Linked DNA regions of Homo sapiens: region 1 is linked to region 2. Evidence: read pairs that join two places in POLR2A ChIA-PET (ENCODE). Cell type or tissue: HepG2. All regions are shown on one strand. Each heading gives the region's core, and the rest is flanking DNA. Links, peaks and the distances in the headings are about the cores only. Region 1 overlaps ASB4 (ankyrin repeat and SOCS box containing 4). Region 2 overlaps PPP1R9A (protein phosphatase 1 regulatory subunit 9A).

The links. Peaks named below come from ENCODE experiments on the same cell type or tissue, not always from the same donor. Only the 100,000 strongest peaks of a DNase experiment are listed, where the experiment ranks them.
Region 1: POLR2A ChIA-PET joins it to region 2 with 5 read pairs; 1 of 35 experiments calls an interaction of 5 or more read pairs at or near these places.

Annotation. Positions count from the first base shown.
Region 1 is chr7:95,491,485-95,506,969 of GRCh38, forward strand. ASB4 (ankyrin repeat and SOCS box containing 4) reads left to right here. Exons shown (of 5, transcript NM_016116.3): 2 at 4,274-4,573. Among named protein-coding and RNA genes, the nearest start is that of ASB4, 13 kb to the left of the region's middle. RefSeq lists a silencer at 9,273-9,567 and an enhancer at 9,866-9,915. In HepG2, for the core only: no CTCF peak of the experiment used is centred there; DNase peaks (open chromatin) are centred at 8,287 and 9,357.
Region 2 is chr7:94,975,603-94,991,087 of GRCh38, forward strand. The region is part of intron 2 of PPP1R9A (protein phosphatase 1 regulatory subunit 9A); the gene reads left to right. Among named protein-coding and RNA genes, the nearest start is that of PPP1R9A, 76 kb to the left of the region's middle. In HepG2, for the core only: no CTCF peak of the experiment used is centred there; a DNase peak (open chromatin) is centred at 5,379; H3K4me3 peaks cover 563 bases.

The DNA of each region.
Region 1 (15,485 bases), core at 7,371-11,370, 520 kb after region 2:
GGTGAGCAGAGGGGGGCTTTTGAAAGACAAATACTAGGAATAAATCACATTCTAGGTTTCGAAGCCCTGGAAAAATTTTGCTGTGGGAAGAAGGGAGTGTGTAAAAAATGAATCTGCCTCATCAGTTAATTGTGTTTCTAGCATGCTGTGGTCATTGGTGGTTATATTTTGGGGGACAAATTCTGATCTCTTGACATATCAGCATCAGCAGAAGATTGTGAATAGGCACAGCCTCATCTGTAGTTTTTGAAGATAGCTTTACCTGGGGTTTGGTCCTCCATGACAGTAAGTGTATTTACTTCCACACTTGCTACACAGTGACCTGTAGGCCCAGCCTCATTTTAAAGTGATGATTGTACGCTGATGGCCCTTTTGCCAGGGGCTGCTCTTTTCTCTGCTCAAAGCAGCAGACTTTCCTGATATGCTCAGGGCTGAATTATTCAAAAATCCCTAGCCCCACATTACCACCAAAGTTTTGCAACACAGCTTCCAGATACACTTCAGTATACCCTAAGCTATAGCCTGCAAACTGTCCTCTTGCCATTTCTCCACTTCAGCTCCCCAGAGGCAGCAGCTAAGGTGTCTTGTTACCACCTACCTACACACATTCCTATCTTAGGAGAGGTGAGTTGTAACCACAACTCCATTCTGGGAGTTGGCTGAATTCCAGGACCTTGTAGTCTGTGAGCCTGATTGACCAGATAATGTTTATGATTACAGGAGATGCAGAAGAAACTGACTGAGAGGCCAAGGATGACTGACTCACATAATACACGAACAGGATAGAGTCTTTAGGTGCTACCTGGAAGTTAGGAGGAGGAAAAAAATTCAACTAGCAAATGCATTTCCATATCAGAGATGTGAAATATTACAGATGAATTGAGGATCTTCTTCCTTTCCTTGTGATTTGTGAAGCAGGCTTGGAGGTAATTCTATTCTGCTTCCACAAAGACAAAGACAGATGAAAACTGCATTGCGGGTATTCTGAGTCCATGAGTTTGGATTGAGGCAGGCAACTCATGGCTCTAGCAGGCTGAAAAAGTGGCAGTTTTCTCATCTGGAAAATGAAAGGCTTGGACTGGATAATCTTCCCTCCAGCGCTAACATTCTGTGTTTCTTTGATTTTACATCAAAATGGTGTTTTCTTAATCAGCTCTCTGCTGCTTCCTTTCTGGGATCATTTTTCTTCCCATTGCAGAAGCAGGCGCAAATTTCCAATCAGTTGTCACAGAGAGCTGCCTAATTTTTGCTGTTAATCAGCAGGCAAAACACATCCTGGTTTTCAGACCTGGAACCAACTTCTTAGGCAGTTAGGAAAGACTGTTTTTGCCAGTTGCTTTTTGAGGAAATTTGAGTATTAAAATGACTGATTAAGTATTGAAGTTAATGTGATTCGTTCATCATCAAAAGCAAGCTGCATGACATACAGCTTAGGAACTCTGCTCGGAACAGAGATTCAATGTACATAACTCAATAGAAATGTATAAATGAATCTATATGTACATACATTGTGTGTGCATATCAATTTGCACACACATACACACGAGGCGTGGAGTTGATGCTCCCCAGCCCAGACTGTCTATGACACTACTTAGTTCTGCCATGGAAAGTCCATATAATCCAACACCATCTCTTCCCAGTGTCTGGAATCTCAAAGTAATATATTAGAATTTAATTCTATTAGCTGAATATAGATTCTTCTATAAATTCAGATAATCCTCAGAGTGATCATACTTTAAACAATCCTCAGTCCATTAGACCTTAATGTGAAATAACTGGATTTCTTTTTAAAGAGGAGATTTGGATAAAGGGAAAGGTGGGAGAGAGAGAAAGCAAGATGGCTCTAGAATTCTGAATGGAGTAAAAAAGAGATGAAAGTGTGTGTGTGTGTGTGTGTGTGTGTGTGTATGTGTGTGTGTGTGTATAGCTAGGTTGGAGGATACATTACAGAAAGACAGACAAACTTTGGGTTGAGTTCATTCATTCCTGTGGGATTAATCACTGTGCACAACCTTGTAAATAGCTTCTTTAAATTAAATTATTTTTTCCCCTCTGGACAGAGAGACAATAGCTTATTTTGATTTTATTTATTTTTGTTAAAAAGCAATACATGCACAGGATACTAAATTTAGAAGTTGCCAAGGAGGTAACTTGGTATGTTACCTCCTTGTAACAAGAACAAGTGCATTTCTGTCCTGATCCCCCAACCCCCCAGTTCTTCTTGGAGGCCACCACTATAACCAGTTTCGTGTTCTCAGTGTTTACAAATGTATTTGCATATGATAGCATAGTTTGTATACTGTTTGGCTCCCTGCTTCTCTCATTCAGTAATATATCTTGAGATCTTTCCATTTCAGTCTATATAGAACTGCCCCTTTTTTTAATGGTTGTATAGTATTTGATTGACGGATGTATCATAATTTATTTAAGCAATCTCCTATCAATTAACATGGAGGTTGTTTAACCATTCGAACAATGCTGTAGTGTAGTGCATGTTCTTGTATGTAGACCAGGTTGTCAAGATTCCTAAGTCCAGGAGCACATTTCACAGAGTACAATGCAAATGTTGTTTTTTGTGGAGTTGTGCAATACAGTGGTCCTTTAGGACATTTCACATGGGTGTTTATGCTTATAGGATAAATACCCAGGAGTGGCATGTCTCTAGTGTTTTTCACTTAAATGAGAGAAATTTAATACCTGATCACCAGGCCCACTTTTAATGTGGTCATCATCCTCAGAGCACCCTCTAGTAGTTCATCATTTCTTGTAAGGGGCAATGCCCAGCAGTCATCGTAATATTCTAGATTTCTTATGACCTTATCTAATCAGTGAAGAATACAATGTTTACTTCTCTTGTTCTGGACACTACACTTTTATTAATGTAGTTTCAGATTGTATTAGTTTTTTGGCAGTACCATCCCACTGTTGGCTTATTTTGAGATTACAGCTCAAATCCCTAGGTTGTTTCTCAAATAAATGACCATTAAATCATATTCTGCTTACTTTGTACTTGTAAGTGGAATTTTTATAATCTATAAGCAAACTTTTGATTTATCCATGTTAAAATTTATTTTGTTGTTTCAGCCCTAAAGTAACTTCTACGCTGTGACTGTTGAAGAACTATCTCTTCATCTTCTTGCCCTCAGTATTTTTTCTTTCTGTACCTATTTTCCGTTCTCCATTCATAAAAGCTTAAATGCTATGGCTATTGGCATTGACATAGAAAGAAGGTTTATAAAGTCATCATAGTTATAGCTTGTCAAATGTGGCAATAGTTGCAGATTTATAGAAAAAAGACCAGCTCAGCGTATAGAAGTCAGAGATCAGTGGGAGAAAAGAGAGAGAGAGAGGCAGAGAGAGAGAATGCACATTTCCAAAAACCAATGGGAAAAATTATTGAAGATCTCAGTTCTAGGCACATCTATGCTTCCCCTGCCCAATCATTTATGTATGGCTTGTAGACATAGTTAATTATGCAACATATCTTATTTTCCTGTTTATTTTGGCTGCTAGGAAATTCAAAGGCAAATTTGCAATGCCATTCTAGTGTATAGGATACAGTTTATATTTTGTGTATGTATTTGTCTTACTTTTGACATTTTTATTTTCCTACTTTTTTATTTTGCCCTTATTTTCTAAATCGTTTAAAAAATCTTTAAGTGTGTGAAAGTTGAGAGTTGCCTTAAATTCGTCTTTGGAAAGCGATATTGCATAAATCAACAGGCAGGCAAATAAAATCTTGGAGTGATAATTTTTTTAAAAAGATTAAATATATTCATATGTTGGATTGACAACAACTATAGGAAAAAAGATTTTGGATAGAATAAAAATTATAAGCTTGCAACTGACAGCCTTGGAATCATTCAAGACAAACTCTCAATGATTGAAAGTTTTTTAAAAAAATATCCTTGAAGCATCTCAAATAACTCAGCATGCAAAATAAAATACAATTACATAAATGAAGATCCCAAACTTAAATGCCTTCAAGACCTAGAAAGGTAAAGTAAATAAAGGAACAAGACACAGTAATAAGAAACAGTAGAGACAGTGAGAGCTTGAGAAAGCCTGTTCCCCTGATGAATATCAGAATATGCTATTTAACAAAACGCTTGCAGACCCATTAGCTATTAGTTTAAAACCTCTGTCATCCCCTCTCCACCCCACTTTTATAAATGTGGCCAAAATAAAATACTTGTAAAAATCCTCACAAAACAGGGAGAAAGCCTAGGTCAAGAAGTTAAACTTTCCTTTTCCTTTTTTTTTTTTTTTTCAGGTTACTGGTTGCCTAGCTATAAATTGAAGTCTTCCTGGGCCACAGGCCTCCATCTCTCTGTCTTGTTTGGCCATGTGGAATGTCTTCTGGTGCTACTGGACCACAATGCTACAATCAACTGTAGACCCAATGGGAAAACCCCTCTTCACGTGGCTTGTGAAATGGCCAATGTGGATTGTGTTAAGATCCTCTGTGATCGTGGGGCAAAGCTCAATTGCTACTCCTTAAGTGGACACACAGCTTTGCACTTTTGTACAACTCCAAGTTCCATTCTCTGTGCCAAGCAATTGGTTTGGAGAGGTAAGCCTTTCTGGGTGGCCAACATTGTTGTCTGCTTGTACACTCATGGTTTCAAGACTTTGTGACCCCTACCTACCCCAGATGATGTAGTAAGCATAAAGATGCAATTATGCCTAGTACAGAAGGCCCTAAAAAATACATAGTTCTGTTGATTCAGGTAATTCAATGATGATCACATTAAAATCTTATTATCTAATAGCAGGAAGTTCATTCATTTACTCATTTACTTAACAAATATTTATTTAGCTCCTATTATGCATCAGGTAATGCACTAAGTCAATGAAAAAGAGAAAATACTCCTGCCCTCAAAGAAAGTATATTCTAATAAGGGAGACAAATATTAACAAAATAAATTCATAAATATATAATTATAAATTGGGACAGTGTTTTGAAGGAGAAAACAGGAGTTATGAATGAGGATGTCAGAAGTGAATTACTATAAAATGTATAAAGTCTTCTCTAAGGATATTATGCTAGGTAGGCTGAAATTTTAAGAATGAAAAGGACGGCCAGGTGCTGTGGCTCATGCTTGTGGTACCAGAAGTTTTGGAGGCTAAGGTGAGAGGATCACTTGAGCCCAGGAGTTCGAGACCAGTCTCGGCAACATAGGGAGACCCCATCTCTACAAAAAGCAAAAAAAATTAGCCGGGCATGGTGGCATGCACCTGTGGTCCCAGCTACTCAGGAGACTGAGGTAGGAGGGTCACTTGATCCCAAGAGGTCAAGGCTGCAGTGACTTGTGATTATGCCACTGCACTCCAGCCTGACTGACAGAGTGAGACCCTGTCTCAAAACAAAAAACAAAGAACAAAAACAAACAAAAAACAAATGGGAAGGAGACAGCCATTAAAAAAGAACGCCGAGAGGAAGAGGGGTCTAGCTATAGGAAATAGCTTGAGCAAAATTGCTAAGAGAGCAATAAAACTTGGAATATTAAACAGATAGAAGAGGGCTACTATGACCAGAGTATCATGGGTGTGGGGTAGGGTGGGAAGGACAAGAGGGTAGAGGGGAGTGTTACAAGATGACATTGGATGTGTTAGATCCTACAGGGCCTTTGAGGGTCAAAGTGTAGGGCTCTGAAATGGAGCCACAAAAAAGTTTTCAGTAAGACAGTGACATGATTTAATTTTCCTTTAAAGTCATTATTCTGGAGCTATGCAGAAAATAGATTGGAGGTAGACAAGAATGGAAGCAGGGAGACCAGTAGGGAAGCTATTGTAATAGTCTAGGTGAGAGAAGATGGTGGCTTGCACCAGGGGCAAGCTCAGATAGGAAGTTTAGGAGATGGGTTTGCAATACATTTTGGAAGTAGAATTGTTGGGATTCAGAGATGGATTGGATGTGGGTGGGGTGTGAAGGAAAAAGGAAGTCCCAAGTATCATTGCCTGGTTTCAGGTTTTAGTAAATAGGCAGATAGTGATGCCATTTTTTGAGGTAAAGAAACTTGAGGAAGAGGCACCTATGTAGGGATAATCATTAAATCCATTTTTTAAAAAGTCAGTTTATGGAGGTATAATTTTCACTCAGCAAAATTAACAGTACAATTTAACATTTTGAGAAATATTGTTTTTGTGAAACTATCATGCCAATCATCTTAAAAAGTTTCCTGATGCCCTTTGTAGTTAGTCCTCTCCCCCTCTACATCTACAGACAACCACTGATGTTTTCTGTCCCTATAATTTTGCCTGTTTTCAGAATGTCATATACATTAAAATATAAAATATGTAGGCTTCTGAGTCTGGTTTCTCTCACTTAGCATAATACATTTGAGATCCATCCATATGGTTGCATGGACCAATAAATTAGACCTTTTTATTGCTGAGTAGTATTCCATTGTATACACATAACAAAATTGATCTACCCCCCAGTAGAGGGACATTTGGAATGTCCTTAGGTTTTGTCAGTTTTCAAAGAAAGGCTGATATAAACATTTGCATACAGGTTTTTATGTGGACTTTTTATTTCTCTTATATAAATACCTAGGAGTGGGATGATGGCTATGTGGTAAATTTATAAGAAACTGCAACACTGTTTTCCAAAGTAGTTCTGTCATTTCGTATTTCTATCAGCAATGTATGAGAATTCCAGTTGCTTGGCAGAACTTGATAATGTGAGATAAAAAAAATTAGGCTGGGCACGGTGGCTCACACCTATAATATCAGTATTTTGGGAGGCCAAGGTGGGAGAACTGCTTGGGTCTAGGAGTTTGAGTTCAGCGTGGGCAACATCAGTTTGCAATCATTACAAACATATTAGAATAGCTAACATATTGGCTAACATTCTAAATGTCCCTCTACTGGGGGGTAGATCATTAGAATGTTAGCCATTCTAAATATGTTTGTAATGGTATCTCATTGTTTTAATTTGAATTTCTCTGATGACTAAGGATGTTGAACATGTTTTCATGTATTGATTTGCCATCTGTATATTATTTACTTTGGTGAAATGTCTGTAACTTTTACTCCTTTAAAGAAATGGGTTGCCTGTATTCTTATTGATTTGAGAGAGTTCTTGATATATATTCCGAATACTAGTCATTTATCAGATACATAGTTTGCACGTATTTCTCTTCATTCTGTGGCTTTTCTTTTCATTTTCCTAACAGTATCTTTCAAAGAGAAGAAGTATTTAGTTCTGATAAATTCAATTTACCAATTTTTTTCCTCCTAGCAAAAAATTTGTTTCATATGTTTATTTCTAGAGGTTTTGTCATTTCAGATTTTACTTTTAGGTGTAGGATTCATTTTGAGTTAATTTTTTTATATGGTATAAGTTATGGGTTAGGTTCGTCTTTTTTTATATGGATGCCCAGTTGTTTCAACACCATTTGTTGAAAAGAATATTCTTTCACCATCAAACTGCCTTAGTATTTTTGTCAAAAATCAATTGGCAATATATGTATGGGTTTATTTCTGGACTCCAGCCTATTCCATTGACCTATATATCTTTTTATTTTTTTCCCTAATGCTCCACTGACTTGATTGCCACAGGTTTGTATCAAGTCTTGAAATCAGATAGAGTGAGTCCTCCTAGATCAGTTTTAAGTATGAGAGTTTTCATATCTCTTTGAAACTTCAGTGAAAATGTCAAGGATGCACTTTATATAAAAGTATAGATTTCAGAACAGAGCCCTGGACTAAAGGTATAATTTCAGAATTGTTGGCCTATAGATTGTATTTGAAGTCAAGGAAATCAATGGAATCGCCTGGATAAAGAGTATATATAGAGAAAAGTGAATCTATGAAAAAGCCCCAATGAATTCTAACATTTCAATGTTAGAAGGATGAGGAGAAACCAGTAAAGGAGAGTAAGATATACTGATAAGTAAAATTGGAGAAAACCAAGAGTATTTTGGCAACACAAGGACAAAGAAAGAGGTAGTAGGTTCCAGAAGCAGAGAGTGGCCAGCTATAGTGATAGCTACCCAGGGTTAATTAGATGTTCATTAGATTAGGTGACAGAGTTATCACTGACAAAAATAGTTTTGGTGAAACAGTGTTAAAAGCCAGATTTGAATGGTATAAAGTGCAAATGGGTGGTAAGAAACCAGAGATGCCACAGGTAAACAATTGGTAAAAAGAAGTGAGGCTGCAGAAGTGAACATAAGAAGAGCATGATTGCTGGAGGGGGCTGGAGGGAGGTCACAGGCAAGACTTACCTACAGTTGGAGATCAAAGAAAAAGCTTGTGTGCTAAAGGAAATGATTCATAGAAAGAAAACAGCTGAAGATGCACGAGACAGGATAACTGAAAGTCCTTCAGAAGTTGAGATGAGATTAAATCCAGAGACTACGGGATACATCCTCTTTTTTTTTTTTTTTTTTTTTTTTTTGAGACGGAGTCTCGCTTTGTCGCCTGGGCTGGAGTGCAGTGGTGCGATCTCGGCTCACTGCAAGCTCTGCCTCCCGGGTTCACGCCATTCTCCTGCCTCAGCCTCCCAAGTAGCTGGGAGCATCCTCATTTTTAAGAAGCGGGACAAAGTAAAAGATGGTTTTAAATGCCAGAATATTTATAGATTTGATGGTGCTACGATGAGGGAGTTCGGATGGTTTTTCCCCTCAACAATGTGTCAAAGTCACCAGCCAAAAAATGAGAGGAGAGCAGAAAGCATAGACATTTTCATAAGAATGGAGAAGGAATGGGAGGTTCGGGAGAAAAAAAATGGGAGAAGAAACTTACTAGAGAAATGTAGTAGGATTACTGGACTTATAAAAGATGCCATGTGGCTAGGAGCCGTGGCTTATGCTTGTAATCCCAGAACTTTGGGGAGGCTGAGGCAGGAGGACCTTTTGAGGCCAGGAGTTTGAGATCAGACTGGGCAACATAGTGAGACCACATCTTTACTAAAGGAAAAATAAATTAACCAGGCATGGTGGTGCATCTGTATTCCTAGCTACTCGAAAGGCTGAGGCAGGAGAATTGCTTGAGCTCACGAGTTTGAGGCTGGCTGCTGTGAGCTATTATTGGACCACTGCACACCAGCCTGTGTGACAGAGCAAGATCTGTCTCAAAAAAAAAAAAAAAAAAAAAAAAAAAAGCCATGATCTTTTCAACCTGCGGAAATGAAGGGGAAGAAAAAATTCAGCCCAGCATATTCTCCTTCTTCTTTGGTTCACTTGTTAAAAATGAGGCTGTATCCCATATTCTCTGGATTTCATCTCATCTCAACTTCTGAAAGACTGGAACCTTTCAGTTATCCTGTCTCATACATCTTCAACTGTTATTTCTATGAATCACTTACTTTGGCACACAAGGTTTTCCTCTGATCTCCAACTGTAGATAATAGTGACCTGTGACCTCCCTCCAGCAATTGTGCTCTTCTTCGCTTTTGCAGCCTCCCACTTAGGAAGGAAGCTACAGGGACAAGGTTAGGCATAATTTGGAGCTTACTCACATTTTCTATGTGTAGCCATCACCACTCTTCACATTTACTCATTCATTTATGTTTAGATTTAGTTTTTATCTTTATTGATTTTTAAATTTAATTAGTTTAAACATGCAAGCTTTTTATTTTTAAGAGTTTAAGGAATTTTAGAAATTATATATTAATTTAATCATTAACTTTCTAATTAAAACATTTTTTGTCTCACTTTTCGTAATAATGAAATGAAAATGAAAGCTGCCCACTTTACTCTGCATGAAGCAAATCCTGACAGTAGGAGGAAAATTTGTTACTGCAGGAAAGCCATAAAAATTCAAATGTTTCTTAGCAGAATGTAGCATGGGGGCAATGTAAAGGGGGCCATGCCTTTTAAAAGACTGTTCCCTGCTACTTTATCTGACAGTGACACAAGTCAACCACATGTTAGGAAATTCCCTGGTCAATGAAGTGGAACATGGTAAGGCAAGATGTCACTGGCCTTCATTTTAATCCGAAATAGATAGGCCTGCTGGACAGACGCTGCTCTTACCACCTCACCGCATTCCATCTTTTCATCTTAATCATAAATAAGAACACTTAAGATCTACTTTCAACAAATTTCCAGTAAACAATGCAGTGTTACTAACTATAGTCATCCTGCTATACATTAGATCTTCAGAACTTATTCATCATCCGGTGTAACTGAAACTTTGTTAACTTTTTACATTGTGGCCTTTTCATGTGACTTCATCAACCACAAACTGACAGAGTGGCCAACCTTTCACTCCCTAGAGGTGTCACCTTTCCCAGCCGGTACAGTTATTCCCCATCTCTTTTGTTCTTGTCAACAGAGGGAGACTACCTAGAGATGAGAAGGAAGAAAGAGGTAGGGGGAAGCTTGGGCAATGCTTGTAGGCTGACACTAATGAATTAGGCTTATAAGAATCAAGGAGAGAGAATAGAAGTCCATTAAAGATCCACTTACTCTTTCAAGCCATGTCATCAAAGGCCGAATTCACAAAGAAAATAGAGATAAATTAGAGAAAGCAAAAATGTTCAACTTCAGAAGGGCAAACACCATAAAATTAAAAGGCAATCATAAAACTGGGGAAAATATTTGAGACTATATGACAAAGGGCTTACTATACGCAGAAGTTTTTCAATTAAAGTAATGAGGCTAACAACTAAAAAAAAAAGAGAGAGAAAGAGGTAAAAAAAGAAAAAGAACAAAACGACCAAGAACAGGAATATTTAAGGGAAAAAAAAGAAAAATCATATAAACAGCAAATAAATATATGACATAATGATAGCCTTCATTGGTAATCAGTAACATGTCAATTAAAATGACAATTAGCTATTTTGTTGTTGTTTGTTACGTTAATAAGCATACAAAAGATAATACATATATGACAAACACATAGGGAAGTGCTCTTACACACGCTTAATAGAATGTAAATAGGTACCAGCCTGCGGGGGGGGGGCAAATTGATAACACATATCAAAAGCTTAAAACTTTCTTGTAACTTAGAAAATTCGCCTCTAGGATTAGGGACCAATTCTAGGCAGGAGACCATTTTACCCAGGGCTGTCATTTACTTAGGGCCTCAAATTCAGACTTTAGATGTTATCTCTGAACTAGGTTATACCTAAAGTCAAAGAGATAACTGGGGAGAAAGAAAAAGAAAGACACTGATCATGTAACTTAGAATTGTGCTTGGTCACATGACCTGCAGTACACTAGAAATTAGAGACTTTCTCCTAATTCTGTAAGAGTTTTCAGAATAATGCAGTTAGAGTATATTTTACTTATTTTACCTTATATTTTCATCTTAGAAGTTTTGATTGGTTAAGAAAAACATTTAAAATGTACCACAATTGAAAATATATAGATAGGCACTTTTAATTTTTAAATGTATTTAGAGTCTCAAAAAATTGCTTGATTCCTATTTGCCCTCAGAGAGTCATTTATATTACTGAAAAACTGAAAAATGCTTACATATCTAATAGAAAATTTCATGTTGTTACCGCCATACCATGCAGATATTTAAAATGATGTTTAAAGGAATGTCCATTCACATGGGAAGGTTGTAAAAAGCAGCTTATGGGACAGTATGGACTGTATAGATGTATTTTTCTGAAAATTATATGTGACTATGCATATCAAAATAATATTTAAAATATCAGAGTGAAACTTGATATTATAGCTAATGTTTAACTGTAGCTAAGCAATTTCAAAAAGGCAAATCTGTTATTTTAGATCCTTGCTGCTAGAATAATTTTTTTTAAAGTGTGGCAGCTGGCAGATATATAAATAAGAAAACAAACCTGTGAATCAGATCACTGGGTAAAATTTCAACCCATCTTATGCATGAGGAGAAAGTAAGTGTTTTGCAGGTAGGTCTTCTAACCTGGAAACTAAAAGACTGTGAGCATCTTGTTTTCTTTCCTTTGCATTTTTATGCCTCAGCTTCTTGGACAGCGCTTGGCACATAGAAAGTGCTCAATAAATAGTTACTGAGATTACTGACAGATCTGGGAATGGCTCCAGAAGCCCTGAGTGCATGGATGGGGACCCACTGCCACCTAATAAATGAAAACTGTGTGGTTCATGGTTAATGAAATGCTGCTCTTCATCAGTTTTACCCTCTCAGTCTCTAGAGGTATAGCCAAAGGCTAAATTTTCTCTCTCTTAGATTATGTCACAGATACTCTGGGGGAGAACTCAAATACATCACTTTGTAGCTGGACAGAGGGAATTGAGACAACATATAGACGAGGAAAATACGTCAGGCTAACATTAAGCTCAGGACCACAGAAGTCCGTTAGAGGAAGAACCAATGCCATGGCAACTGAAAACCGATGTAATTTCATTTGCTATTTAATGGGCTCTTTGTGGAAAAGTGCTCTTTGTGGAAAAGGCTAATTGAGGCAAAAAATTGCACCCAATTTTCTCTTAAAGGATTTTCCCCTATTTTTTCAGTGTTGCAGAGCCTGCTTTGTCCCCATGCTGGATTTTGTCTGTTATTTTTCTGTTTGCCTTTCTACTTAATGCCCCCATCTCCTGGCCTTTGTTGCCTTTGGTATTAGTAAAATAATGTTCATCAGTTGAGAAGGCTTATTTACCCTGCTGAAAAACCTCCTCTCCTTGAATCCTGCATTTCCCTATGAATAAAGAGAGTCGGGGCAGGTTTAGGTGGCTGCTAAGCAGCATATTATTTCTACCTATTCCATTCGTAAGAGGAAAATGAAAGCTGCCCGCTTTACTCTGCATGAAGCAAATCCTGACAGTAGGAGGAAAATTTGTTACTGCAGGAAAGCCATAAAAATTCAAATGTTCCTTAGCAGAAAGTGACATGGGGGCAATGTAAAGGGGACCATGCCTTTTAAAAGACTGTTCCCTGCTACTTTATCTGACAGTGACACAAGTCAACCACATGTTAGGAAATTCCCTGGTCAATGAAGTGGAACATGGTAAGGCAAGATGTCACTGGCCTTCATTTTAATCCGAAATAGATATGCCTGCTGGACAGACGCTGCTCTTACCACCTCACCGCGTTCCATCTTTTCATCTTCTGCGTTATACATTGTAATAGCATAAATCTGACCATGTTAGACATTTGCAAACCACCCTGAGGATTTTTGCCACATCTGCTGTATTGTGAGTACCACCTGTGCAATATGAATTTAATGTTGTCATCAAATTGATATTACTTATGAAATTCAATTTTAAAGGAAACTTGATATTACTATAAAAAATTGAAACCCAAAATCCCTTGACATACACTGAGGGTAACAGTAACAGCAAATAAAAGGCAATTAAATTCTTGACCTCCATCTGCTCAGAGACCCTCTGTTCTCAGATGGCAGAAAATGACTCTAAAAGGCCGTGTCTTCTGGTCACTGCTTTTTCCAGAAGACTTGCCTCCAATCATTCTGCTCTGAGTGAGTGAACTTGAAATGAGTTTGCAGTCCCTATCTCACACCTAGTCAGTCAGCAGTTACTCCAGTCCCGTAAAGCATGTTCCACGAAAAATCATACCACACTTCAGGAAACACAACCTTAAGCAGTGCTTTCAAGTTGATAGTCTATTTAGTGGTGAAATTGTAGAAGCATCTCTTTAGAATCACGAATGAAACAACTTTTCTGCTCTCGTCACAGTCTCTTCAGCCCTGTCCTGGAGGTCCTAACTGGCACAAAGAGAAGAGAAAAATACATAATGTACGATGATTGAAAAGAAGGAAGCAAAATGGCCGTTATTTAAAACAGGATGTTTGTCTACATGGAAAATCCAAGAAAATCTACAATTAAATGGTTACAACTAGTAACTGAGTTCAGAAGAGGTAGTGCATTTAAGATCAATATACAAAAATCAATTGCATTTCTGTATACCAGAAATAAGCAGCTAGAAATTGCAATGTAAGAAAAGATATATTTATAATATCACAAGAAATTTAAGGGGCCTAGAAAATATATTTAGCAAAAGAGGTGGAAGAAATATGAAAATTGTTTAAAAGACATTAAGAAGATACCATATTCAAGGTTTATAATGAAAAATGTAGTACTAGATTATTCCTTCTTCAGAGGCAACCACTTTTACTTCCTTGAGCTGATTAGTTTGGTATTTAGCTCCAAATTACTAAATAAATACCATTTATTTATCCATAAAAGTGGAAAAGAATAAGTAGCAATAGAAGCAGCTTTATGAGAATCTATTGATTTATTCTAATGGAAAATGAGGATCTGGCTCCTTTTCCTCTATCCGTGTCCCCCCCCCCCCAAATACTTATTCATTCCCTGTCCCTTATGATGTTATATTATAACTATGAGGCTTGTGGTCAACTATGATAGTTTCTTTTTTTGTGCAATGTTTGTTATCTCTGTAGAAAACTGTCTTATTTCATTCTTTTGCTTAATTTTCTACATACTCATTGCTATTTAACCTCAAAGCTTTTGCCAATATTTTTATTTTATTTTACTTTATTCATTTTTAGAGACAGGGTTTCACTCTGTCACCCAGGCTAGAATGCAGTGGCATGACCATGGTTCACTGCAGGTTTGACTTCCCAGGCTCAAGCAGTCCTCCCACCTCAGCCTCCCAAGTAGCTGAGACTACAGGCACATGGGCCGTGCCTGGCTAATTTTTAAAAAATTATTTTTAGTAGAGACAGGGTCTTGCTATTTTGATGAGGCTAGTCTCCAACTCCTGGCCTCAAGTGATCCTCCTGCCTAGGCCTACAAAGTGCTGGAATTATAGGTGTGAGGCATTGTACCTGGTCAGACAATAGTTTTAATCTTTTCTGAAATATTTAAACTCAGTGGGTATTTTATCAATGTTATTTTCTTGAAAAAGTTCCTTCTGGAGTCTTCAGACCTGCTCCAATGAGTTTCAGGTTGATGTGCATCTGGTGAACCACTGTCATCCTGGGATTCCCATTCCCTATCATCCCAGGGACACCCTTTTCCTCTCTCCTGTTTTCTGGACCACAAGTCTTCCTAAATCTTGGTGTGTTGCCTGTTTGGGTTAGATATGTCCTCTGGTACATTTCTGAGAAAGGGTGCATGAGACCATACATGCACCCCAGTGCATGAATTCTACCCCCGACTTAGAGTAGAATTCTAGATTCATAAACATTTTCTTTTAGCATGGTGAAGGCATTGCCCCATTGCCTTCTAGTTTCCAGTACTGCAGCTGGAAAATTGAAAGCCATTTACATCTTCATTTTTTTATGTGAATTTTTATCTTCCTCTCTGGGGAATTTAGATTCTTTTTTTTTTTTTTTTTTGGTCTTTGATGTTCTAAAATTTCACAATGAACTGTCTTGGTAGGTTTATCTTCATCCTTTGTACTGAGTCCATTCAATTCCAAACTGCTTGTCTATCAGTTCTGAAAAATGTTCCTGAATTATTTCCTGGGTGAGTTCTTTTCTTCTGCTTTCTATATGCTCTCTTTCTTGAATTACTATTATTTGGATATCGAACCTCCCTGGACTGTTTCTCTAATTATCTTGTATTGTCTCGTCTCTCCTATTTTATGTTTTTTATTCTCTA
Region 2 (15,485 bases), core at 3,756-7,755:
TTTCCTTATTGAAGCAGTACAAAAATTACTGGCTATGTTCCCAGGCCAGTTCACAAATATTTTTCACCCAAATGTACTTTAAGTATTAACTGTACAATTTCCATTTATTGAGTTGATATTTTTGTTTCTGTGGGAAAATATATCCCAAATCAGTTTGAAAGAAATAGGTTATCTTTGCTTAGCTGGATTGGGGTCTTCTCAGAAGATGTCACTGGTCATTCATAAAAACCAGTAATTTATTAATTGTACATTTTTAACCCCTTCCTCTCAATTATAAAGGTACAATTTCAGGTTATTCATTCCCCTAGTGATTACTATTTTAGAAAGTAGCCCCGGTTTCTCTGTCTTCCTCTTTCTTTACTTTCTCTTTTCTCTCTAAATGTTGGGTCATTATTAAGTTTATGTCTCTATATCAGGGATTGTGTGTTCAGGTTTGGTTACAAAATGGTTAGTGCTCCTGTATTTTTTTTAGCCAGCATTGATTAACAGAGTTAATCACTTTCTGTCTTTAAAAGAGACTGATAAGGGCTTATGATATAAAGTTTATTTGGGAAATTATCTGTTATCTGTCAAGTATGGTGATGACTGGTATTGTACAGGACAGAAAACTAAAATACCTACTAAATTATTAATAACATAAAATAATACAAAAATTATTACGGCATTGTTTATTATGTTGGATTTTAGTTCTTTGGTGAGTCATGCATAATACATTATCTGTTATATTTAACATGTTTTATTCTTTTTTTTTTTTTTTGAGATGAAGTCTCGCTCTGTCACCCAGGCTGGAGTGCAGTGGTGTGATCTCGGCCCACTGCACCTCTGACTCCTGGGTTCAGGCGATTCTCCTGCCTCAGCCTCCCGAGTAGCTGAGACTATAGGCATGTGCCACCACGTCTGGCTAATTTTTTATATTTTTAGTGGAGACGGGGTTTCAGTGTGTTAGCCAGGATGGTCTCGATCTCCTGACCTCGTGATCCACCTATCTCAGCCTAACATGTTTTATTCTTAATGCATATTTTGTTTTGACTGGTTGTGGTTGGTGAATATATGTGTTCATTAAATAAAAGAGGTTCTTTTTAGCAGGGAGTAAGGCTGTTTTAACTTCAGCCTCAGGGAATGTTTTACTTTGATGGGATGGCTGTTATTTTGAATGGAATCAAGGATCTGGAATCTTTTATTTATTAATCATTCACTCTACATGTATTTATTGAGTATCTGCTTGGTGTCAGGCTCTATTCTAGGTATTGGGGATACTACAGTGACCAAAACAGACATGGTCCCTTCTTTATGTAGGTTATATTCTTGCTGGGGATCTAGAGAATAAATGAGAATTGAATAAGTAAGTGTGTGTTGCGATATATTGGGAAGGTAGATCCAACTTGGCTAACAGATTGGCTATGGTATATGAGAGTAAAGGATATCAGCCAGGTTTTTGGTCTAAACAGCTAGAATCCTGTAATTGCCTTTCCCTACAGTGGGGAAGACTGAAGGATATGGGGGCTTGTGGGAGTAAGAGGGGATCAAGGATATGGTTTTTACATATTAAACTTGAGGTGCCTGTTAGACATTCAAATTGAGGTGTTCGAAAGGCAGTTTAGGGGAGATGTCTGGGTTGAAGAGAAATTTGGCAGTTGTCACTAGAGAGTGAATATAGGAAAAGAAGAGATTCGAGTCACAAGCCCCAGAGCTCTCCATTATTGAGGGGCTGGGAAGACAAGGAATCAGCAAAGTAGACCAAGAAGAGCAACTGTGACCATCAAGAATAGCTGAGGTAGATGGTTCCCCAAAAGCCAAGTTAAGAAACATGTTTCAAGAAAATGGGGTGATCAGTTTTGTTAAATGTTGCTGATGGTTCGACTAAGATGAGAATTGACCATTGAGCAACATTGAAGACATTGGTAATCTTTGAATGGAGTCATTTTCATGGAGAGGTGGGACAAAAGCTTGAATGGGGTGAGTTCAGGAGAGAATTTAGAGGAGATAATTAAATTGAAGATTAACAAGTCAGACTGTTTATCAATCTGTAGACAATTGACAATGAGTTCCTGAGAGGATGGTTGGGATATGAGGCCAAATCAGGGGATATAGAGAATGTTATGGTGATAAGAGGCTAGGTGGTGAAGGATGACTTGGGTATCTTGGTCTTCTTTTTCATTTTCTTTTTTTTTTTTTTTTGAAATGGAATCTTGCTCTGTCACCCAGGCTGGAGTTCAGTGGCGTGATCTCGGCTCACTGCAACCACTGCCTCCCAGGTTCAAGCGATTCTTCTGCCTCAGCCTCCTGAGTAGCTGGGACTACAGGCACGTGCCACCATGCCCGGCTAATTTTTGTATTTTTAGTAGAGATGGGATTTCACCATATTGGCCAGGCTGGTCTTGAATCCCTGACCTCATGATCCACCCGCCTCGGCCTCCCAAAGTGCTGGGATTACAGGCGTGAGCCACCATGCCCGGCCCATCTTGGGCTTCTTGTGGTGACTGATATGAAGGGGATAAAGTGAGTGTTTAGCTCCAGTGTCTTCAAAGTAGATTGTGATGCAAAGCCTGTGAACGTTGAGGGATAGGGAATGGGGAGTGGCATAATTCTCCTAGGCCATAAAGTGATTTCTTATAAGATACCTAGCTAAGGAATAATCTAGGAGAGTAAATTGTTTCAGTTTACCTGAGATTGAATTGTACCAAAAAGCCAAATTATGGCTATCTACTAAATATAGAGCCTGCATGTTTTTAATTGATTTATGATTATAGAGTAGACTAAATTTTTATGTGACATGTAAATGGCTACTGAAAGAATAAATGCTTGAAAGACTGAATAAATATTACAGATTCTCCTTCAGTAAAGTTATGAAAGCCTGATAAATAATTCTAGGCATGATAGTATTTTTCCTAAAAACTTACTCCTTTTCTTGGAGGCTGCTTAAAAATTTTACATTGCCAATTCATTTCTCGACACTTTTTTCTATCTTGATCTTTTTTTTGTGGGCTGCATTCATTTTCATTCAGTGGTTTCTTCGCTGAGTGCTTTTCCCAAAATAAACACCAGTCATATTTAGAATGAAATAATGACCTAGTGTAAGTATTCTGAATACTGTTTCAACTTTTCAACATTTCTGAAAATTCTAGACTGATTTATTTTCCAGAATCCATTTAATTTAGATGTTCAGAGTAGTGCTTCTTCTTAAAACATCAACAGTTTTTGTTTTGTTTTGTGAGACACGGTCTCGCTCTGTTGCGCAGGCTGGAGTGCAGTGGCGTGATCTCAGCTCACTACAACCTTCGCCTCCTGGGTTCAAGCTATTCTCCTGCCTCAGCCTCCCGAGTAGCTAGGATTACAGGCATGTGCCACCAGGCCCAGCTAATTTTTGTATTTTTGGTAAAGATGGGGTTTTGCCATGTTGGCCAGGCTGGTCTCGAACTGCTGACCTCAAGTGATTCCTCCGCCTTGGCCCCACAAAGTGCTGGGATTATAGGCATGAGCTACCATGTCCAGCCAACATCAACATTTGTAGTGATAGAATTTGAGTTGTTTAGATCAAGTTTATGGTGCTTTCTGGGCAAATTCTGAAGGGAGAGACAGTTGGTTTACTATTAGAGTTTACTTGTTTGAGCAAACTCTTTTATTTTGTTAATCAGATTTGTCATATATTTGTAGTGCCAGATTACATTTTTAGTTTTTCTGCAATAAATTGTATTAAATTCAGTTTATTAATAGCCAGGTATATCCTGTATATCTCCATTAGTGAGTCTTTATAGGAGAGTGTAGCTGTTAATCAGTGCTGTCTCTGTGAATTTTCTTGGAGATCTCTCAATGGGATTTGTGGTTTGAGTGTATCACCCTTAGGTTTTTACAAAAGATAATAAGCACTAATGTTAAATGCTACTTAGCAAATGGATGCAAAGCTTTGACAGTAATTTTAGGTTATTTCTAGATAGTGTGGACTTAAAAAAAGTTTTTTAGAAAGCTGTTTTCAGTTGACTTAGAGTTACTTGTAATCTGTTATTATCAAGGTCACCCCATGGAAGATCTCTGAATACCCAATGAGGCAAGTGTCATTATTACCTCTTAATTTTCTCCAGGGGAAACACCAAATTCTGTGGTGGCTTAGGTGAAGGAGTAAGGCTCTTTACTCAGCTTTTGTTTTTAATTGTAACTGTGCAGATGTCTCCTATGTCCTATGGCCAGTTATTTAAAATAGTGAAAGCCAAATGCTAGTTTGGTGGTGTGCAGGCATAACTCAATTATCTGACAAGAGAAAAAGAATGGTTGAGTATATGTTACTTTGGTTGACAATGTTAAAGGTATTTTTTTTTGGTTTTGGGGTACCTTTTTAGTATTTACCTGTAAGGATTGAAATATTAAGTCAGAAAATTCATAATACTTGTGAATTGGTATAATTGTCTAGACTAATGCTTCTTTTACCATTGGCGTAATTGTCTAGATTGATGCTTGTTCTTAAAATTTGGCCACAACTCTACACTCTAAGCTGGGGTGTCCAATCTTTTGGCTTCCCTGGGTCACACTGGAAGAAGAATCGCCTTGGGCCACACATGAAATATACTAACAATAGCTGATGAGCTAAAAAAAAAAAAAAAAAAATCACAGAAAATCTCATAATGTTTAAGAAAGTTTACGAATTTGTGTTGGGCCGCTTTCAAAGCCACCCTGGGCCTCATGCGGCCCGTGGGCCACAGGTTGGACAAGCTTGCTCTAAGCAGTGCATTGGCACATTTATGTGCGTGTGTGTGTATTAATATTGTATTAATATTACAGTTATATATATAAAATAAAAGTTTCATGAAATAGTACTTACTTTTACATTGTACAGTACATTCTAATACTTTTCTAGCTGTTTATAAAATATTCAGTTTTTGAGACAGGGTCTCACTCTGTCGCTCAGGCTAGAGTGTGGTGACGCAACCTCCTGGGCTCAGGTAATCCTCTCACCTCAGCCTCCCAAGTAGCTGGGACTACAGGCGCATGCTACCATGCCCAGTTTAGTGTTTTTTTTTTTTTTTAGAAAAAGTTGGACATGAGCTAAATTGATTTCATAACCCTTACTGAGTCATAACTTGCTTTTTGAAAAATCCTGGCCTACCTTATCTCTGAGGTGCCGCACAACTATGGAGTATGTTACTGTGACAGTGTACATAAAAATAACTTCTTTGATCTGGGTTCTTATGAGAAGGATAAAAATATTGAATATTACTCAAAGCCCACTGACCATAAGAAAGTGATCTCTACCATCAGATAATTTTAAAAATGCATATAGAAGAGTCATATATTTGTATAACTAATCTTTGTTGAGTGGCATCTGTGTGCCACGCTCTGAACTTACCACTGCCTATTTGAAGGTGAACAAACAGGCCGTCCTTATCTCCAGGAATTTCAGTGTAGTGGAAGAGATAATAAGCAAGTGAATAAATATTTGTAAATTGCTGTGCAGCTGTGCTAGAGAATAATGGGAGATGGTTGCTTGCTCACAGTTTTTCATCATCTCATTTGTATCTAGCTTAAAGAAGAAAATGTGAGCTAGAAGCTTAGGTTTTTGGTCTCAGATGTCACATTCTTTCTGTTGAGTAGGGTACCCTTGTTCCCATAAACCTTCTTAGGCAGGGGGCCCAGTGTACTTATTTATTTATTTTTTTTGAGACACAGTCTCACTCTGTCGCCCAGGCTGTAGTGCAGTGGCAAGATCTCGATCTCGGCTCACTGCAACCTCTGTCTCTCAGGTTCAAGCAATTCTCCTGCCTCAGCCTCCTGAATTGCTGAGACTACAGGAGTGCGCTACCGCAGCCGGCTAATTTTTGTATTTTTAGTACAGATGGGGTTTCACCATGTTGGCCAGGCTGGTCTCAAACTCCTGACCTCTGATGAGCCTGCCTCAGCCTCCCAAAGTGTTGGGTTTACAGGCATGAGCCACTGTGCCTGGCCTACGTTTTTTTTAAAAAAAACTTATTATTACAGATAATTATCTTGTGGGCATATTTTCACCTTGTATTACAGATAATTTTCTTTTCAACCTCCAGCTGGTGTTATTTTCAGGTGAAGTCTTCATCTTAGGCTATTATACATACATATGTACATATATTCTAATACAATTTTGTATTTCTTGTCTTTTCACACTAGTGTCCATATTTTCATAGCAGTCATGAAGCAAAATTGAGGTTGTTACAAGTTGCTGTGATTATTACAGAGAAGAGTTTCTTTTTTTAATTTAATTTAATTTTTTTTAATTATACTTTAAGTTCTAGGGTACCTGTGCACAATGTGCAGGTTTGTTGCATATGTATACACGTGCCATGTTGGTTTGCCGCACCCATTAACTCATCATTTACATTAGGTATTTCTCCTAATGCTATCCCTCCCCCAACCCCCCACCCCACTACAGGCCTCAGTGTGTGATGTTCCCCGCCCTGTGCCCAAGAGTTCTCATCGTTCAATTCCCATCTATGAGCAAGAACATGCAGTGTTTGGTTTTCCATCCTTGCTATAGTTTGCTCAGAATGATGGTTTCCAGCTTCATCCATGTCCCTACAAAGGACATGAACTCATCATTTTTTATGGCTGCATAGTATTCCATGGTGTATATGTGACACATTTTCTTAATCCAGTCTATCATTGATGGACATTTGGGTTGGTTCCAAGTCTTTGCTATTGTGAATAGTGCCACAGTAAACATAGGTGTGCATGTGTCTTTATAGTAGTATGATTTATAATTCTTTGGGTATATACCCAGTAATGGGATCACTGGGTCAAATGGTATTTCTAGTTCTAGATCCTTGAGGAATTGCCACACTGTCTTCCACAATGGTTGAACTACTTTACAGTCCCACCCACAATGTAAAAGTGTTCCCATTTCTCCACATCCTCTCCAGCACCCGTTGTTTCCTGACTTTTTAATGATCGCCATTCTAACTGGCATGAGATGGTATCTCATTGTGGTTTTGATTTGCATTTCTCTGATGACCAGTGATGATGAGCATTTTTTCATGTGTCTGTTGGCTGCATAAATGTCTTCTTTTGAAAAGTGTCTGTTCATATCCTTTGCCCACTTTTTGATGGGGTTGTTTGATTTTTTCTTGTAAATTTGTTTGAGTTCTTTGTAGATTCTGGATATTAGCCCTTTGTCAGATGAGTAGATTGCAAAAATTTTCTCCCATTCTGTAGGTTGCCTGTTCACTCTGATGGTAGTTTCTTTTGCTGTGCAGAAGCTCTTCAGTTTAATTAGATCCCATTTTGGCTTTTGTTGCCATTGCTTTTGGTGTTTTAGTCATGAAGTCCTTGCCCATGCTTATGTCCTGAATGGGTATTGCCTAGGTTTTCTTCTAGGGTTTTTATGGTTTTAGGTCTAACATTTAAGTCTTTAATCCATCTTGAATTAATTTTTGTATAAGGTATAAGGAAAGGATCCAGTTTCAGCTTTCTACATATGGCTAGCCAGTTTCCCCAGCAACATTTATTAAATAGGGAATTCCTATTTAATAAATTCCTCATTGCTTGTTTTTGTCAAATTTGTCAAAGATCAGATGGTTGTAGATGTGTGGTGTTATTTCTGAGGGCTCTGTTCTGTTCTATTGGTCTATATCTCTGTTTTTGTACCAGTACCATGCTGTTTTGGTTACTGTAGCCTTGTAGTATAGTTTGAAGTCAGGTAACTTGATGCCTCCAGCATTGTTCTTTTTGCTTAGGATTGTCTTGGCCATTTGGGCTCTTTTTTGGTTCCATATGAACTTTAAAGTAGTTTTTTCCAATTCTGTGAAGAAAGTCATTGGTAGCTTGATGGGGATGGCATTGAATCTATAAATTACCTTGAGCAGTATGGCCATTTTCATGATACTGATTCTTCCTATCCATGAGCATGGAATATTCTTCAATTTGTTTGTGTCATCTTTTATTTCATTGAGCAGTGGTTTGTAGTTCTCCTTGAAGAGGTCGTTCACATCCCTTGTAAGTTGTATTCCTGGGTATTTTATTCTCTTTGTAGCAATTGTGAATGAGGGTACACTCATGATTTGGCTCTCTGTCTGTCTGTTATTGGTGTATAAGAATGCTTGTGATTTTTGCACATTGATTTTGTATCCTGCGACTTTGCTGAAGTTGCTTATCAGCCTAAGGAGATTTTGGGCTGAGATGATGGGATTTTCTAAATATACAATCATGTCATCTGCAAACAGGGACAGTTTGACTTCCTCGTTTCCTAATCGAATACCTTTTATTTCTTTCTCTTGCCTGATTTCCCTGGCCAGAACTTCCAACACTATGTTGAATAGGAGTGGTGAGAGAGGGCATCCCTGTCTTGTGCCAGTTTTCAAAGGGAATGCTTTCAGTTTTTGCCCATTCAGTATGATACTGGCTGTGGGTTTGTCATAAATAGCTCTTATTATTTTGAGATAGGTTCCATCAATACCTAGTTTATTGAGAGTTTTTAGCATGAAGGCCTGTTGAATTTTATCGAAGGCCTTTTTTGCATCTATTGAGATAATCATGTGGTTTTTGTCTTTGGTTCTGTTTACATGCTGGATTACATTTATTGATTTGCGTATGTTGAACCAGCCTTGCATCCCAGGGATGAAGCCCACTTGATCTTAGTGGATAAGCTTTTTGATGTGCTGCTGGATTCGGTTTGCCAATATTTTATTGAGGATTTTTGCATCAATGTTCGTCAGGGATATTGGTCTAAAATTCTCTTTTTTTGCTGTGTCTCTGCCAGGCTTTGGTATCAGGGTGATGTTTGCCTCATAAAATGAGTTAGGGAGAATTCTCTCTTTTTCTATTGATTGGAATAGTTTCAAAAGGAATGGGACCAGCTCCTTTCTGTACCTCTGATAGAATTTGGCTGTGAATCCATCTGGTCTCGGAGTTTTTTTGGTTGGTAGGCTCTTAATTATTGCCTCAATTTCAGAGCCTGTTATTGGTCTATTCAGAGATTCAGCTTCTTCCTTGTTTAGTCTTGGGAGGGTGTATGTGTCCAGGAATTTATCCATTTCTTCCAGATTTCCTAATTTATTTGCATAGAGGTGTTTATAGTATTCTCTGATGGTAGTTTGTATTTCCTTGAGATCGGTGGTGATATCCCCTTTATCATTTTTTATTGCATCTATTTGATTCTTCTCTCTTTCCTTCTTTATTAGTCTTGGTAGTGGTCTATCAATTTTGTTGATCTTTTCAAAAAAGCAGCTCCTGGATTCATTGATTTTTTTGAAGGGTTTTTTGTGTCTCTATCTCCTTCAGTTCTTTTCTGATCTTAGTTATTTCTTGCCTTCTGCTAACTTTTGAATTTGTTTGCTCTTGCTTCTCTAGTTCTTTTAATTGTGATGTTAGGGTGTCAATTTTTGATCTTTCCTGCTTTCTCTTGTGGGCATTTAGTGCTGTAAATTTCCTTCTACGCACTGTTTTAAATATGTCCCAGAAATTCTGGTATGTTGTGTCTTCGTTCTCATTGGTTTCAAAGTACATCTTTATTTCTGCCTTCATTTTGTTATTTACCCAGTCGTCATTCAGGAGCAGATTGTTCAGTTTCCATGTAGTTGTGCAGTTTTGAGTGAGTTTCTTAACCCTGAGTTCTAGTTTGATTGCACTGTGGTCTGAGAGACAGTTTATTATTTCTGTTCTTTTACATTTGCTGAGGAGTGCTTTACTATGTGGTCAATTTTGGAATAAGTGCAATGTGATGCTGAGAATAATGTATATTTTGTTGATTTGGGGTGGAGAGTTCTGTAGATGTCTATTAGGTCTGCTTGGTGCAGAGCTGAGTTCAAGTCCTGGATATCCTTGTTAACCTTCCGTCTCGTTGATCTGTCTAATATTCACAGTGGGGTATTAAAGTCTCCCATTATTATTGTGTGGGAGTGTAAGTCTCTTTTTAGATCTCTCAGGACTTACCTTATGAATCTGGGTGCTCCTGTATTGGATGCATATATATTTAGGATACTTAGCTCTTCTTGTTGAATTGATCCCTTTACCATTATGTGATGGACTTCTTTGTTTCTTTTGATCTTTGTTGGTTTAAAATCTGTTTTATCAGAGACTGGGATTGCAACTCCTGCTTTTATTTTTTTTTGCTTTCCATTTGCTTGGTACATCTTCCTCCGTCCCTTTATTTTGAGCCTGTGTGTGTCTCTGCACGTGAGATAGGTCTTAGAGGAGAGTTTCTTATGATTGAGGGCACTTGCCCCAATTCTTCTCTATTACTCTATAAAAAAATGGAATCATAAAATTTTCTTTCAGATTGTTAAATATTCTTCAACTTAATTTTAATAGCTAATGGCAATTGCCATGTATGGATGGATATGAGAAAGTTTTCAGAAAAATGAGATATTTATCTTGAGGAAGATTTGGCTGTTGGGAGGAGGAGACATAATAGCTTTTTTCAGATATTCAGTGTAAGTGAGTTTGCACAAGTTTTAAAATCTTTGGAAGCTAACTTGATATCAGCAAGCAAAAAATATAATGGAGAAAATTTTGATGGTTGGGGAAAGTTTGTAGCACTGGTTTTGGTGAATAATATGTTAGGTAGGTTCTTTCAAGGTTGTGTTATACTTTTACCACTACCATTATTTTCTTTTTAGTTAAACTTGCATTTCCATTGCTCAAATTCTAGAAGAACCTGTTCTGTTGTCTCTTCCTTTTCCAATATTCTTGTCCACTTGACTTCATGCTCTCTTATAATAAAATTATTAAAATTATTGTTACATGGATTAAAATATTGACATTCAGAAATAGATTCATGCTTCTCTGCAACATGGATGAACCTGGAGGACATTATACTAAGTGAACTAAGTCAGGCACAGAAAGATAAATACTGTGTTCTCACTCATATATAGGAGCTAAAACATGAGCGGATAGAGGTAGAGAGTAGAATTGTGGTTATTAGAGGCTAGGAGAGGTTGGTTAACAGATACAAAATTATAGCTAGAAGAGAGGAATAAATTCCAGTGTTGTACAGCAATGTAGGATGATTATGGGTAACAGTAATTTAGTGTATATTTTCAAAAAGCTAGAAGATTTTGAATGTTCACAGCACAAAATGATAAATGTTTGAGGTGCTGCATATCTTAATTATCCAGATTTAATCATTATACACTGGATACACAGGCATTGAAATAGCACACTGTATTCCATGAATATGTACAATTATTATGTGTCAATTAAAAAGAAAAGGGAAAAAGAAATAGATTTATGATTTTGACTTTTGAATAGACTATATACTTTTAAAAAGCTGCTGCTGCTTCTAGTTTTAGGTAACTTTGTTTTGTCTTTTTTATTATAAGATTGGCTTATGCCAGATCTTTAATGTTGTAAAAGTATCCATTGCTCACCAGCCATATAGGAGCTGGCCAGTAGGGTTTGGGCAGCAGCCTTTGGTGTGGAGCTGTTCTCTTGTCGGGGTATGGATTGGGCCACTTTTCTCTTATAATTGATAACATGAACTATCCAGTTCCTTGGTGATCTCAAAGTAAGAGACCAGTGAAGTTTAGGAATAAAAATAAAATGTTTGCAAATGGTCAGAAATTGATAAAATATCAACCAGAGGAGAACATTGTGTGGTTGACAAAGTAGGGAATATTTGTCGTTTTCAAACCTTTTTCTCTTTTAAACCTAGCTTTGGCTGTGGCTCTGCTGTTTATGTCACATAAAGTAATTCATTCTGTTGTGTCCTATTCAGCAGATAAGCAGCGTCTCAAAATTTATTTAAAAGAAAAAATTGTAAATTTAGTGAAACTGCAAATATGGTTGAAGATTTAGAAATTAAATCCTATTAAGAAAACAGTATCTTAACTATATAGATAAAGTAATACTCCTTTTGCATCAAGTGTGATAGTAGGAGAGGAGGTATTTCTTCCAGTAAAAATCAAGATGTATTCGTATCCTTTGAGCTAGTAAGCCTACTTCTCATAGTGTATTCTATGTAAATAATTCAAAAGGATGAAAGTTCTCTGTAGCGTTATTTAAACTAGTGAACAGTCACATACCCTTACCCTAAAAGTGACACATTTTAGGTATCTTCCCTGAATGCTATTTTATGCAACCATTGAAAGGGATATTTATGAAATTATTTATAGTGGTATGGGACATGTAAAAATGTTTTATAAAATGCAATTTGTACACTATTATGTATGAGCCATTTTTTAACTTTAAAAAGATGTTCTCTTCTTTTGAAAACATGTTTAGAATAGTTGTTAGCTTATTTGCTAACTTACTATTATTGTTTTTTCTCAATTCCTCCTTATCTTATTACATACATTTGAGATGTTATTCAGATTTCCAGCTTTATTCTCTTTGTAAAATATTAACTGTCATTTGAAGTACAGTTCTTGTCATGTTTTGCATTGTAAGTCACTTAATATTCTAACTTAAAGGTGATAAAACACATCCTACTGTGTATAAGTTTTATTTATTTGATTAAAAAAATAGTTAACACAGTAAATACTTGGAATTGGATCAGAGGTTCATTACCCTGGACACTTGTGGGCTAAAGGCCTAGGAATTTTTCATCTGTTTCCAGATGGGAAACTCTGCCTGCTGATGTTTGGTCTTTATTACAATTAAAATACCAGAAAATTTTGTTAGAAGGAGATATTGGGAATATGAAGACATAACCCAAATATGTGTATATTACAATTCTGGAGGAAATACCTCAGTTAAAACAAAACAAAAATCAAGAATATTAAAAGTCTTTTATAATTTGACAATAGATCCTCCATATCTTCTCATATTCTGGTGCTTATTTTACATATTTGTAACTTAAGTATTTAAGAAGAGACCTTTCCAATTTATTAAAAATTATTGGATAAGACACCAGCTCAACAGTTTAGTAAGTTTTTTTTGTTTTAGTAATGTTTCCAAGTGGTGACACTGTGTGTATTTAAGTAATTAGTGAATTGGAGGGATGAGCCAATTTCCAGCAGATCTGATTAGATCTGAAAACTAGGCTAAATAATTCCTAGTGAGTATAGAAACAGAATTTGAGTGTCTGAATTATGTAGGTATTTACTTCTGTTACATTTTCTTAACCTTTATTGAAAACAGTGGAAAAGTGAAATGAGAAACGTCTACTTTCTAAAAAAATGAAAATAAGAAGTTATGAGTCAAAATATATGTTGAGAGTAAACCATTCTGTAGGTGTAAAGTAGGCAGAGTTTCAGCTTTAGAATAGATGTAATACAAATACATATACATATACTTATACTGTTTCATATCCTAACATCCTGGATTGATAACCTGCCTCCCACCCCATAATTTAGCCTGATTTTTTTTTTCAGTCCTTAGCTGTTCAGGAGTTTTAAAATTTGCATTAAATCTTTTAGGTTATTTTACTCCCATGTAAAACTACTGATTAAATTTGGTGAACCCTTTGACTTTACAACAGAAAACAATCAAAATAGTTAACTCTAAAACAATGGTTATCACAGTTTTGAGGACTCTTTTAGTCCAGTAGCTTTCAGATTTTAGCTTGCATCAGAATTACCTGGAAGTTTGGTTAGAAAAGTAGGTCTAAATGTAGCCTGAGAATGTGCATTTCTAACAAGTTTCCAGGTGATGTTAATGAGGCTGGTTTTAGAACCATATGTGAAAAAAAACCCCACTGACTTAGGGTTTCAAAGAGATGTAAAATTAACACTCTTATCTAGATACAAATAATGAGTTATCTAAGTATTGAACACATTTTGAAGATTTTATTTAAGTCATTAATGATGGAACTAGTCAGATATTATAAACAGTTCAAAGAAGCACAAATTTATGTGGAGTAAAGGATATTGAACTAAATTTCCAAGTGGTCAGCAAACTGACTTTCTATTGGGGGTAGTCAGTTGAACCTCCATGGGACAGAATTTTCTTGCATGTCTCCAGACTAGAATAATTTACATTGCTCTCAGTTATCTACAGCAGTTAATCAACAATTTGAGTTGCAGTATAGCTCGAAGTCAATGAAAAGCTAGAATTAGAAAACGTGGAAGGTTTTGTACCACAAAGTCCATATTTTTTCATCTTGAGTGCACTGTCATCTTTTTTCTCATTCCCAATTTCCTTACAGTGGCTTTTTACCAAACTCCTCAGGTGATTCTGATGCAGTCTGAAGTTTGAGAACCATCGGCTTAATGTAACAGACAAAATATTTAGTATATTTGTAATACTTATTTACTAAATCATGTTTTCTTATACAACTTATTTCTTATACAGATTATTTCATACGTAGCCAGTTCATTATTTGAAAAATCAAGGTCAGATTGCCCCTGTTAGCTGATATTTTAACCTCTTGATTGCCTATAAAGGAATTAAATATGCATTTATATAATAAAGTAGTTGTGAAGTTTTTGAACATAATTAGAAAAAAGACTCTTTGTTGATCGAGTATAAAATGTGCTTCATGAAGCGTTTGATTAGTTAAAATATGAAAAATTTTAGTTGAAGAGCTTTTAATAGGGCTTATCTTTAGTCAGTCATTTTATACATAATAAAATGCCTCTCACAATTCTGAAAGGACCTAGCGAATTTAAGAAGCTGGGTGATGTAATATAAAGAGCCCTGGATTTAGGAGGTCAGTCTTAGTTTATTCCCTTTTTGTAGCTAGTAAGTTATTTAATTTGTAATTCACAATGGTGGTGAGGGCATAAAGATAAATGCATCACAGCTCTTGTGATGACATAAGTGCTTGCTTTCTGGATTTCAGTTTTCTCATGTGCAAAATAAGGATTATAGAGCCAAATGAGACCCAAGGTTGTCTTAAGCACTAACATTATGTGATACTTTGAATATTGCACAGTGGAAAACATTAAACAAGTGTGTGCTAAATCGGAGTTGTTCACCATTTCTCTCTCATTTTTCTTTTTTTTAACTTTTAAAACTGACACGTAATAATTGTGTATATTTATTGAGTACATAATGATGTTGCATATCAGGGTAATTAGCATATCCATCACCTCAAATATTTATCATTTCTTTGTGTTGGGAATGTTTAATATCCTCTTTCTAGCTATATGAAACTATGTATTATTGTTAAATGTATTCATTTTACAATACTATAGAACACTAGAATTTACTCTTCTTATCTAGCTGTAATTTTGTATTCTTTAACAAATCTCTCCCTTTCCCTTCCTTGTGCTTCCCCTTCTTAGCATCTAGTATTTTCTGTTCTACTTTACTTCTATGAGATCAACATTTTTTTAGCTTCCTCATATGAATGAGACATGTGGTGTTTAACTTTCTGTTTTTGGCTTATTTTACTTAACATAATGTCCGCCAGTTCCATCCTTGTTATTGCAAATTACAGGATTTCCTTCTTTTTTATGGCTGAATAGTACTCCATTGTGTATAAATACACCACATTTTCTTTATCTCTGTTGTCGGACACCTGATTTAATTTCATATCTTGGCTATTGTGAATAGTGCTGTAGTAAGTAAGTATAGGGTTGCAGGTGTCTCTGCAATATACTGATTTCTTTTCCTTTGGAAAAATGCCCCAGCAATGGTAGTTCTATTTG